Regions from separate parts of the Homo sapiens genome. Here regions 1, 2 and 4 are each linked to region 3. The links are chromatin contacts, found by Hi-C or POLR2A ChIA-PET in ENCODE. All regions are on one chromosome and are shown on one strand. The core of a region is the stretch at or near the end of the contact, and the rest is flanking DNA. Distances in the headings are between cores, read along the strand shown. Region 1 overlaps LDLRAD4 (low density lipoprotein receptor class A domain containing 4). Region 2 overlaps LDLRAD4 (low density lipoprotein receptor class A domain containing 4). Region 3 has its middle 82 kb from the start of LDLRAD4. Region 4 holds the start of LDLRAD4-AS3 (LDLRAD4 antisense RNA 3).

Region 1 (2,700 bases), core at 67-2,566, 480 kb after region 3:
TACCTGCTGAGACACTGTGGATGAACAAGGCGTTGACCCAGGGCTCACTCTGTAGAGGAAGAAGACCAGAGAATGGATACCACCAAGACAGTGATAAGTGCTGCAACAGGGTTCAGAGCTGCACAGGAAGTCCCCAAAGGTAGTGAACCCATCATCGGGGCTTAGGAAAGAGCTTTTAAAGGAAGATAAAGCCAGCAGGTGACGCCAAAAACTGGGTATTTCTGTAGGGTAGCTTTTTTCCCTTTCGTTCTACTTGTTGTACTATACAGTAGAGTAGCCAACCCACCTCCAAGGAAAATAAAATTCAAAATATATAATGTAATCAGTATGATGATAGCTCTTATTGTTTTGCTTCTGTACTTCAAGCTGTGAAGTCATTCTTGTAACACAGGCTGAATTTTCCCCCTCAACCATGGTGTTTAATGAGTGTGAATCTTCATTCAACCATTAAAATCTCCAAGAGTATTTTTATACTAACAGTTCACAAACTTGAGGCAATTATAGTCTAAGTAGATTCCAACTCCTGCCCCCACCCGTCTTCCTGCCACCACCGCCGCCCGGTCTCTGGAGGATCTTGGAAAGAATTTACCAGCCTTTAGGAACATTCAGCACTTTAAAAGTGTCACAGAGCCATAAATAAAGAGTAAGACACCCCTAAGACTGTCATCTCATCACCACACCCGTCTCTGCTGAGGAGGACAGAGACAGGAAGGAAATGCGACAAGTTCACTGTGCAGTAGCCAAGCAGGCCCAGCCAACATGTGGGAGGGTGGGTGTCTGTCCCAGCGGTGGGGCAGGAGGCGTGCAGGGGAAGGGGCTGCCTGGAGGTAAGGCTCTGCGGTCAGCCAGCCCTGGGTTTGGTGCTCCAGGAAAGGCCAGCACGTAGGGGAGTGAGGTGGGGTGCTGCTGTTGGTAGGGTAGGAAGTGACCTCGCAGGGTGGGGCCAGGGCTTCGTGGCCAGTGGGCGGCCATTTCTGTGACATTGCAATGTTCTGCGTGGATCGTTTTCTGGATTCCTGCCAAGGTGTTTACTTGGCCTGGGGAAAGAGAGGAACGCATGAGGGGCCCAGACCTTGCCCCCTGACCCATGATAGGGTCTTTGAGGGCATACATAACACATCTGGAGCTTAAAAAGAATTAAACTGTAGAAATAAGACTTCAGTGAAGGATAATATATTAGTGGAGGAAAGACCAAATGGAAGATGGTGTTAACCATCCCACAAATAGAAATGAGTGTTATATTAGGAGCCTAAGGTGGGACAACCACACTTCCCCAGAGCTCTTTAAAAATAGCGCAGACACTCATGCCTCTAGTATGATTCAGTTCAGCTCCTCATTGAACCAGGGAAGAGACCGACAGACTTCACACCACTTCTTCTGTTCCTGTAATTCTCCACTGTGCAGCTTGGGATTTCCTGGAGATGTTTCCATAAAAATAGAGAGATGCCATCATCACTGTCGTCACTGTCACTGCTGTACAATAATAAAAGAAGGTGCTAGGATGCCTTCCTGTAAGTTTTAGACTAGATGTATTAAAAAGTATCCGGTATTTCCATTGCAGTGACTCATCTGTTACAGCATCATGAACTACAGCGCCGTAGAAGGGGGATGTGAACGTTTGACTTTGGCCTCAACTTCTTTCCTTGCGTGCCCTGCTTTCTAGCACTCTTCTGTGGACATCTGTTACTGTTGAACAAGGAAACTCAACCAGTGGTCTGTGTTCAGAATCCGTGTTAGGCGTGTAGCATCTTGGAAGCCCCAAAGCATCCTATTAATTTTCTAAGAATGCTACTATTCCTGCGGGTTTTATTTTTCTAAACTTTCTGTTTTAACAGTTCTTCCAGAATTCATTTTCTTCTTAGCCTCCCCTTTCCAGCCCACTCCTCCCCAACCCCTAAAAACGAAACCCAAACCCCAGGTGTCTTTCCTTTCTGTGGATGCTGGGCTCCACGCACCACAGCCACCTCCCTGCCCTGCCACGTGAAAACAGGCTGTGGGTGTTTAGTGGAATTCTCCTGTTTAAAATGACTGAGAGGGTGTGGGAGGACAGGTGGGGGGGGGGGGGTTGCCACACACCCCCTCGTGAGCTTGAAAGGGGGTCATGGAGGGAGAGGGCATCTCAATGCAGGGCTCAGGGTCTGGGAATCCTCACACACGTTTCCAAGAACCTGTTGACTGCAGTTTTCACTTTGAGGATCTCCTGGGCCCTGCCTGGGGAGGCTTTGTGGCCCTGAAGAGAGTACAATGCTCATCTTTTCTGTTGCTAGTGTTCTGGCTCCTGTGACTTAAAGACGAGAAGGAGGTCTGTTTCCACTGATGGGTTTTGCCCAGAGTCCCCAGAGCAAGGCTCTGCCGCGTGTGTGGGCCCCGCACCAGACCCTGACGCCCTCAGGGGAGGGCTTCGGGAGCACCCACCGGCCACCGTCACCTGCAGCCAGGGACCAAGCTGCTGCAGTGAGATGACCAGGCTGTGAGGATGGTGGTCTCTGGGACCCAGGTATCCCTGGGTCTTTGTTGCCTGCAGGAAGAGCTGCCTCCTGTGCCCAGGGCTGAGTGCCTTCATGGCTCAGGCCTCATCAGGCTGCCGCCACCCCAGGGCACCCCACGGGGCCACTCGATTCGGTTTGCAGGCTCCTGAGGACAGTGTTCCTGCTCCCACAGCCTCTGAGCATGCCCATGAACTTGACCTGCCCCAGGCAC
Region 2 (2,700 bases), core at 53-2,552, 440 kb after region 3:
ATATTTTGTCTCATAAAAGTTATTACAAACATCAAGAAAGTGGATTCCAGCCGGGCGCAGTGGCTCACGCCTGTAATCCCAGCACTTTGGGAGGCCAAGACGGGTGGATCACGAGGTCAGGAGATCCAGACCATCCTGGGTAACACGGGGAAACCTGTCTCTACTAAAAATACAAAAAATTAGCTGGGCATGGTGGCGGGCGCCTGTAGTCCCAGCTACTTGGGAGGCTGAGGCAGGAGAATAGCGTGAACCTGGGAGGTGGAGCTTGCAGTGAGCCGAGATTGTGCCACTGCACTCCAGCCTGGGGGACAGAGCGAGACTCTGTCTCAAAAAAAAAAAAAAAAAAAGAAAGAAAGAAAGAAAGAAATAAAGTGGATTCCTCTTCCAGTTTCTTGCCTAGCTTAAAGCCATGTAATTCTTGCCAGCTCACATTGTGACTTTTCTGGCTTTCAACACTTTGATTGGGATTTACCATTTAATTAAATAAGCTTAGGAGCTGGAGGGTGGGTGCTGTCCGGGGTCAGTTCAGTCAACCCCTGGTTCTCTTTGCACTTCACAGAATGTGGATTGTCTCTCTGTTCATGGGCTCTGCTGGGCTCTCTGAGCTCAGAACCTTCAGATTTGTTGGGTGGGACCACAGATAGTCATGGTAAGTGCAGTCATCCTTCCCAGCTGTAGCAGGGGGATGTCCGGAGGCTGTGGAAGGTAGAGTGTTAGGATAGAGATGGCGACAGTGTGGCCATCTCAGGAGGGCCTGGGGTGCCCATGAGCTCCGCTCAGAGAAACTGCCAGCTGAGCAGACGGGAGGACCTGGCTTTGAAAGAAGTTACAACATTAAGCAAAACAACATGTCGTTGTCTGTGGAAAGGAATCCTTAGCATAAGTTTTTGAAAATATGATCAGGTGTCTTGACCCAACACTTAAAAAGTGAAGTCCACAGGGTTTAATTTCCTGGTGATATTTTTGTTTTTATTTGCGGTTTAGCATTTTTTTTTTAAGTATCCGAATTTGCATGAGGCTAGTTTTGTATTTCTGCAAGTTTCAGTCCATGTGATTTGAAGCAGATGTCATAGTCACACAAACAGAGTCCATAATGGGAAAGTCAACTCCTGGGCATGCTGTTCCATGCCTACATGGACTGGAAAGAAATTTGATTACTTTGGGAAATTAGGCTAATATTTCAGGGGTTGTGTAATGGACAACAAAGGACATGTTCAGCAGCTTTTGAGAACTGAGAGAATGGAGGATTGAGGACCCTGCAGCGGCAGTCCTGAGTCTCCAAGCGCGGCTGTGTTGAGATGGGTTTGCTGGCTGCTGGGGAACATGCCTTTGCTCAGCCGAGGACAGCTTTTTACTGTGGTGATGTTAGAAATGTGGGCAGAGTGAGTTATGACTCAGTCTATTGTAATTAGAAAAAAGAGCAACCACTGAGAAAAGTCCTCAGAGAAAACTTAAGAAATGGGGATGTTCTTATTCTCAGAAAACTAAAACGGGAAGTCATTCTTGGTGATAGTGAGGGGAAACGCAAAAGCGAAGGGAGAGGGGAGCTCTGTGTGCGGCGTCTCTAGCATTGCACAGTCCTCTTTAATGAATAAATGGAACCTTAATAAGGAAAAGTACCGGCTACATTATCGGTTGCAAATTGATTTGCTGTAGGCAAATTCTAATGTAGTTTGGCCATGTGAGGCGTACCTCTTAAGAAAACAAAATCAGGTTGCCTGAAAATGGACTCTTGCTTTCCAGGTGAAAAAGGCACTGGAAACACCACACAGCTTTGTCCTGTAATGTTTCCTTACTCTGGAATCATGAATGGGCTTTTCTCGTGCTATATCTAAAACTCAGCTCTGATTATTATGTTTAAAAAGAGGCTGTGCTTACTTTCCACACCCAAATGAGGCTGAGAGTGGCTGTGAGGAAGGGAGGTCAGTGCCTCCTACTTCTTTTTGGTGGGGCAAGCAGGGGAGGGAGAATCCATCTCTAAAAACCAGTGGTTCTTAACCTTTGAGAATCTGAAGCAGGCCAAAGACTTTCATCCCAAAGCAATGCAAATATACCAAGTCTCATGTGTAGTTACGGGGTTTGCAGACCCCTGAAGCTCATCCGTGGGTCTCAGCTAAAAGCACCTGCTACAAACTCAGTAAGTGCTTTTTCCCCATTAAATAATTGGTGGCATCATCTGTCTGATGAATTACCACCTTACTACTTTATTTTCTAATTTTAACTGTTATTTATATTCCCCTGGAACACCTTGAAATTTTCCCTAAAACTAGATTGACTAATCTGGGTCCCTCCTTGTCTCAGGAGATGGGGATGGTCTCCCACTTCCACCTGTGCCCTCCCTGGCCAGCACATCATCATTGTCATCGGAACCACCTTCTTTGTAACTGTCCTCCTCCAAGCAGTGTTTGCCAAGCATGGTGCTAGGTGCCAGAGAATAAGCTAGAGGACAGGAAAGAAGAAACACATAGAAGTATTAACCTTCAGCGGAAGAAGGCGTGCCCACCTGGGAGAAGTGACAGTGGCGATCTTATAGAGCCTGTGGCATGCCCTGCAGATCGTGCACACAGCTGAATAAGATGCTGGTGCTGGCTTCTTAGCGAACCATAATATATTTAGCTTGGAGCAACTTTTGTTTTTTGCTAGGATGAAAAACAACCTGAAACTCAGGATACATACAAGAGATCAAAATAAAAACCATGA
Region 3 (2,700 bases), core at 170-2,669:
CAACACACCAGAAGCTAGTGAAGCCCTGTGAATGGCTGATCCCAGGTAAGTTCCCATGTGCTAAGCTGGAATCAAAAGTGTGGGGTCTTCATGGGGCCGGGTGCATGCACAATTGAGTGGATCTGCTGCCAGCACGTGTTGTGTTGTGCCTGCACTTGGCGTGGCTGCACAGGGCTTGCATTGGTACCGGGCTAGGGCGGTCGTGGGGAGGGCCTGGGGAAGGCTGACTAGGGCCTCCACCGTGGGACCCAAGTCCCCAGACCTGGTTGCTTTACTGTATAGTCACAAACCAAATGGGGGTGCAGACGTTTTATGTTGGGCAACAATGGGGGAATCAGGTGGGTGTGCCCCGGCATCCTTGCTCCTCAGTGCGCAGGGCCCTCGAGTTAAAAGCAAGCGTCCCCGCGGGTGGGGATGGTCCCCTGGCGGCTCTCGGCTACACCTTCCTGCCCGGCTTCCCTGCGAGGCGGGCGGCAGTGGAACTCATTCCACAAAGGCTGCCTCTCACTGTGGCCGCCGTGTCACCAGCCAGAGCTGTCAGGTACGTCAGTCATGCTGCTTTGTGGTCATGTCACTGGCATAATCCCAAGATTAGGTGGCCACAAAGAGCCATGAATGAGGTGGTAATTGCGTTCAAGGGAAAAAGAATTTAAGAAAAAAAGACTTTACTTTCTCACAAGATTCGTGAAAGAAGTGACAGCTAATATTTTAAAGCTGGAGCAAGATAATTGTGGTGAGAGATCTTTGTGTGTTCTCTGGAAAATGCTGCATGCGCACAATGAATATTCAAATGCCATTTTGCGCTGTGAATACCAGATCGCCGGGCCTGAGGCCGTCTGCATGGGCCGTCGGCGGAGTCGGCCCGGCGGGCCGCGGGAATGAGCGGGCCACACGGAGGGCCTGGGCGCGCTGCTGGGGACGCCGGCTCCGAGCAAGAGGACAGCCGCCCCTCGGGAGTCGCTGGGAAAGGAGTCAGCGCCGGGCAAGCAGCCTGCAGCCTGTGCCAGGGAAACCTAGTCAGCCGTGCTCGGCTGGGGGGCTCGCTCCGCACTTTCGGTGCCAGAAAATGCCCAGAGGAGCGGGGCGGCCCCAGAGCCTCCTTTCGGGGCGCGAGGCCCGGCGCGTGTGTACGGAGTCCAGTCCCCCCAGGGAGTGGGGTGCCCGCACCTTCCCCTCCGCGCTCGGAGCCACAGGGGAGGCCCGGGCAGAAGCGAACCGTCGCCACCCTGGCGGGGCCTCGTGACTGCGGGTGCAGAACTGGGGGTCCCCGCCGGCGCGTGTTTCAGGGGTCCTGAGGCGCGCGTCTGCGGGGTTCCCAGGCAGCACCAAGAGGCGCCGGCCTAGGAGAAATCCGGATCGAGACAACTGCTGTGGCGGCTGGGCCGAGGCTGCGGTCGCGGTGGGAGGCGGCGCTGCTGGCGAGTCCACGCGGGGCGGACGGAGGCGAAAACAGCCCGCTTTCGCGGCGCAGGCAAAAGCAGGAATGGCGACCCCTCTGCGGGGGGACCTCAGGAGGAAACGTCTGGCTTGGGGAGTCCGCGCTCGGCGCGAGCTGTGGGGGCGGCCGGGCGCTCTGGGGGCAGTTCGGTGCTCCGAGCTCAGCCTCGTCTTGCTTTTCAGGGGTTGGAGGCGGAAGGGGGCAACGGAGCGAGCCCACTTCCGATGCACAGAAGCGCAGGTGGGGAGGAGGCCCGGCTGGGGAGGCTGGTCCCCGCCGCAGCCCCGCTGCCCCTATACCTTGGCTCCAGCGCCAGAGCTCCGCCGCTGCGCCCCTGGCTTTTTGCCTCTACCCCCTACCCTCTGCCGTCCCTCTCCTCCTAAAGCCAGTCCTTCCTGTTTCTCCTGGGGGCTTCCCCAGGGTGCTCATATATGTCCCGGCACCCCCGCTCTGGCGTAAAGAAAGGGCACCGCCGCAGGGCGGCCTGAGTTTAAGGGTCTGTCCACCAGACTCATGGTACTTTACCGCTCTGTGCCTCAGTTTCCTCATCTGAAAAGTAGAGCTCATATTAGCCCTGGGGCCTTGTAGGTGGTGAACATCAAATGAACTCATACAAGGGAAGGGGTCGTGTTACCGGTAGAGGGTCCTAACTGCAAGTTGTCCAGGTTGGCGTTTTGAACAAAGAATTGGACAAAACGTGCTGCAAAGCAAGGAAAAAAGGAAGCAACTAAAGCAGGGATTTATTGAAAACGAAAGTAGTCTCCACAGTGTGGGAGCGGCCTGAGCAGGCTCAAGGGCTGCGTTATACAATCTTCTCGGTCCAAATACCCGCTAGAGGTTTCCCATTGGCCACTCATGTGCTCCCTTCATGTAAATAAAGTGGTGGCCCATAATCGGTCTGATTGGTTGCGGAAAGCAGCCAACCAGAGGCTGAAGTGAAGTTACAAAGGTCACACTCCTGCGCAAACATCTGATTGGTTGCAAAAAGCTAACGTTAAGAGGCTAAAGTGAAAGTTACAAAGTTGGACTTCTATGCAAAGGAAGACTGGTGGCAATCAGTCTGATTGGTTGTGGACAGCCAGTTTCCCTTCGGCCCCACAGAAAAGGTGGGGGGTTTGCAAAGAGTAACCTCTGGTCCTTTTGTTACTTAGGCGTGGAAAGTTAAGAGTTTTCCTTTCAATATAGTTCTAGGAAGTCCGCGTGAAACGGCCTTAGGTGATCTGCCTCCATACCCTATTCTCCTGCCTCAGACCCGTGAGTCC
Region 4 (2,768 bases), core at 11-2,510, 330 kb after region 3:
GAGTTTTGTGTTCAGGGAAGAGATTTGGAAATGGATGGTGGTGACAGTTGCACAACAGTGCAAATGTTAGTAACACCACTGAATTGTGTCTCAGTTACTGGGAGGCTGAAGAGGGAGGATTCTTTGAGCCAGGGATTTGGAGGCTGGCCTGGGCAACATAGTGAGACTCCATCTCTAAAAATAAATCTAATAATGATTAAAGTGGCAACATTTGTTATATATATTTTACTACAATAAAAAGTTAGAAAAAATCGTGGGACTATTTGGAGTGCAATTAACAACATTGAGTTTTATTTCTCCTTCTCCAGACTAACATCTAACAGGTCTGTGGATCAGAAATGATGGTGGAGCAGTTGCCCTTTGACATAGCGATAGACCGTGTGGAAATGGTATTCAGTAAGCCCTTGACATCCAAAGGGGTGCACATGCAGACCTTTGCAAATCTCCAATAGAGGGCTGCAGAAATGTTTGTAGAGTCTCTTGACTTTCTTCAGACTCATATTTTCATAGAGAAATAAGTGTTTCCTGCGTATTTTCTCACCTGCAAGTTTAATCTCTCATGAATGGTTGTGTTTCATGAGGAAATAAAGTTTTCAGCACTTTGGAAGTGTGTATAAGGATGGTTAGAAAATCATACTGTCAGGTTGAGATGTGGATTCTCATCCTTCCGCCGGCACCTCACCAACCCAGCACTTGGCCACCATCCTTGTGGCACGTAATTCATGTCTGCCACAGCAAAATAGCCAATGTCCTGGAGCCCTGAGCCCTGTGAGATGTGTAGGAAGTCACCCTGCCCCTGTCTGGCATCTAGTATGAGCTCTAGGCATGTTTGTTGATTGAGTTAGTGAGTCAGTCACTGTCAGTCAGAGGCACATGCTGGGATGTGTTGCGGGAAGTGGATCGCTGACCCTCTGGTCATGGCACTCCCGCCTTCCTGCTCTGGTATGGGCCTGGATGAGGGTGCAAGGGTGTCTGCTGGGGTCAGTTCTGCTTCCCCAGATCCCAGCCACCCTCCTCAGCCACACACAGCACTGACCTCACTCCCCATGCGCTGCCCTGCTCTCAACTTCCACTTCTCCCCAGTGTCTTGGGCAAGCAGAGTGCCCACAAAGACCCCTGTTAGGACGCAATGCCTAGCAGGGGTCTTTGTGGCCCTGGTAACCGCCCTCTCCCTCTCCACCGGCCACTGCAGCTGCATTCACCTCTCCACGCCCAGGCTGCCCTGGTGAAAAGAAGCTCGTTTGTAGACAAAGTGTGGGAGTGTCTTTACTGTGGGTGAAAGAGCAAACTTGGGGATCTCTTTGCAAAGTGCTGGAGATTGTTAATGATGTCATAATTAGTAGGCAGCACTCAAAGTGTTATGACATCATTAACCAGTGATTGTTGTACTCCGTGGCCTTTCTAACTGGCTTGTGATTGGGCCCCAAGGCTGCCTGGCCCTCCGTGAGACCATGTCTGAATAGATACCTGAGAGTTAGACCCATGCGCTGGGTCTGGCTGAGGCTGTGTGTAGATCACAGCAGCGTGAGCACTGGCTGTACCTTTGCCCTGTCCTGCTGCTCTCACTGTCTGCTGTGTCGGGACACTGAGCAGAAGTGGCGGTGGAATGCACACAGCACAGCGTGTCACAGTGCGCATGGGCTCCCCACTGGAAGGGATGTAGCATTGTTTTTCTTTCGTAATGGAGAGAAGAGGGGAAGAAAAGGCCCAGGCACTGGTTCTCCAACTCTTGTACATCCGGTCACTGTCCTGAGATTCAGAAGGTCTGGGGTGTTCTGAGAATTTGCATTTCTGACAAGTTTGCAGAGAGTAATGCTGATGCTGCTGGTTCAGGGACCCACTCGGAGAGTCAGTGGCCTGGAGCACTGGAGGGCTCCGTGGAGCTGGGGAGGGTGGAGGGATGACGGCCTCGGGATGGCACAAGGAGGTGCCGGGTGAAGAGGAGGTGCCGGAGGCAGGATGGAGCAGCTCACAGTGGTACCTGGGATGGCCCCGTGGCTTCTGCCAAGCCAAATTCTCCTGTTTCATAAGAATTGCTCACCGGTGAGACTCCATTTTTCTTGAAGAACAGTGTTGTTTGTTTTATTTTATTTTCTTTCAGGCATATATAGAATCTTTGGCACTATAAAAAGCATTTACCGCATAATTAATATCTAATTGTTCCCAGAGAAGACACAATCTTATAAGGGGAAGTCATGGGAAGAAGGAAGCTCTGGTCATAAAAACACGATTTCCACCTTCTGTGCAGAGAAACTGCACTCTTAATTGTAGGCAGAAGGGTTTCGTTTGGGTGACTTCATCTTCACCACTGGAAGACGCTGCCCACCTCCCAGCCAACCCCCTCCCCAGACCGAGGGTGGACGGGCCTGGCCGTCAGGGAAGGCCTCGCATTGTGCCATCCAGCCGGGGCTTGGCCATGGCCAGTCTGAGGCAGTGTGGGCTCCTGCGCCTGTTGTCTTTGAAGTCCCTGCAACCAGATCAGCTCTCTGCTCTCTGAGATCCCAGGGCTGTCGAGCTCATTGAAGCCTGCAAATGGGACAGCACTGGCCTTCCTCCTTTTCATTCAGCCACTGGACGGGGCTGGCCCACGAGCCAGCAGATAAAAGAAGTCATTTAAGCTTTGATTTCAGATAAAAGACTTGAGGTTCATGAAATGCTCCAGCATAACAGTGCAGCTTCTGTTCTGTGCTGCAAAACACATTAGAATACAAACAAAGGGGCTGCTCCGTGGAGCCTGCAGGATCCCGACCCTGTCCAGGCTGGGTGCC

Evidence for each region. A loop is a pair of places that touch in the nucleus more often than their neighbours do. ChIA-PET counts read pairs that join two places held with the same protein, here RNA polymerase II (POLR2A). Pooled maps may share reads with other maps.
Region 1: a loop to region 3 is called in a map of B cell, with 4 times the contacts of the local background. The contact joins two enhancer-like sites. A Hi-C loop is called at or near these places in 5 of 168 maps with a recorded cell type or tissue (B cell, CD4-positive, alpha-beta memory T cell, HepG2 and 2 more), 7 of 37 single-sample maps with no recorded cell type and 14 of 50 pooled maps. POLR2A ChIA-PET finds 5 or more read pairs at or near these places in 3 of 52 experiments (PC-9, activated B cell and activated naive CD8-positive, alpha-beta T cell).
Region 2: a loop to region 3 is called in a pooled map, with 4 times the contacts of the local background. The contact joins two enhancer-like sites. A Hi-C loop is called at or near these places in 1 of 168 maps with a recorded cell type or tissue (B cell), 3 of 37 single-sample maps with no recorded cell type and 6 of 50 pooled maps. POLR2A ChIA-PET finds 5 or more read pairs at or near these places in 4 of 52 experiments (CD8-positive, alpha-beta T cell, GM12878, activated B cell and 1 more).
Region 4: a pooled map shows a loop between it and region 3 (2.7-fold over the local background). The contact joins the promoter of LDLRAD4-AS3 here to the enhancer-like site in region 3. A Hi-C loop is called at or near these places in 1 of 37 single-sample maps with no recorded cell type and 10 of 50 pooled maps. POLR2A ChIA-PET finds 5 or more read pairs at or near these places in 3 of 52 experiments (activated B cell, activated CD8-positive, alpha-beta memory T cell and naive thymus-derived CD8-positive, alpha-beta T cell).

Annotation. Positions count from the first base shown.
Region 1 is chr18:13,614,200-13,616,899 of GRCh38, forward strand. All of the region lies in intron 4 of LDLRAD4 (low density lipoprotein receptor class A domain containing 4), which reads left to right. Among named protein-coding and RNA genes, the nearest start is that of MIR4526, 4.4 kb to the left of the region's middle. RefSeq lists enhancers at 1-112, 1,052-1,101, 1,132-1,201, 2,139-2,640, 2,262-2,311. Within about 2 kb of position 1,317, at least 8 of the 41 ENCODE cell types and tissues checked have a DNase peak (open chromatin) inside an H3K27ac peak, as active enhancers do; they include B cell and heart left ventricle, where a contact is called at or near this core.
Region 2 is chr18:13,576,094-13,578,793 of GRCh38, forward strand. The region is part of intron 4 of LDLRAD4 (low density lipoprotein receptor class A domain containing 4); the gene reads left to right. Among named protein-coding and RNA genes, the nearest start is that of MIR4526, 34 kb to the right of the region's middle. Within about 2 kb of position 1,303, at least 4 of the 41 ENCODE cell types and tissues checked have a DNase peak (open chromatin) inside an H3K27ac peak, as active enhancers do; they include B cell, where a contact is called at or near this core.
Region 3 is chr18:13,135,797-13,138,496 of GRCh38, forward strand. No RefSeq gene overlaps it. Among named protein-coding and RNA genes, the nearest start is that of LDLRAD4, 82 kb to the right of the region's middle. RefSeq lists enhancers at 1-462, 463-1,041, 2,156-2,205, 2,214-2,508 and silencers at 886-935, 1,006-1,125. Within about 2 kb of position 1,420, at least 27 of the 41 ENCODE cell types and tissues checked have a DNase peak (open chromatin) inside an H3K27ac peak, as active enhancers do; they include B cell and heart left ventricle, where a contact is called at or near this core.
Region 4 is chr18:13,469,758-13,472,525 of GRCh38, forward strand. LDLRAD4-AS3 (LDLRAD4 antisense RNA 3) reads right to left here and starts at 1,261. Exons shown (of 2, transcript XR_007066301.1): 1 at 1,037-1,261; 2 at 270-541. The region is part of intron 4 of LDLRAD4 (low density lipoprotein receptor class A domain containing 4); the gene reads left to right.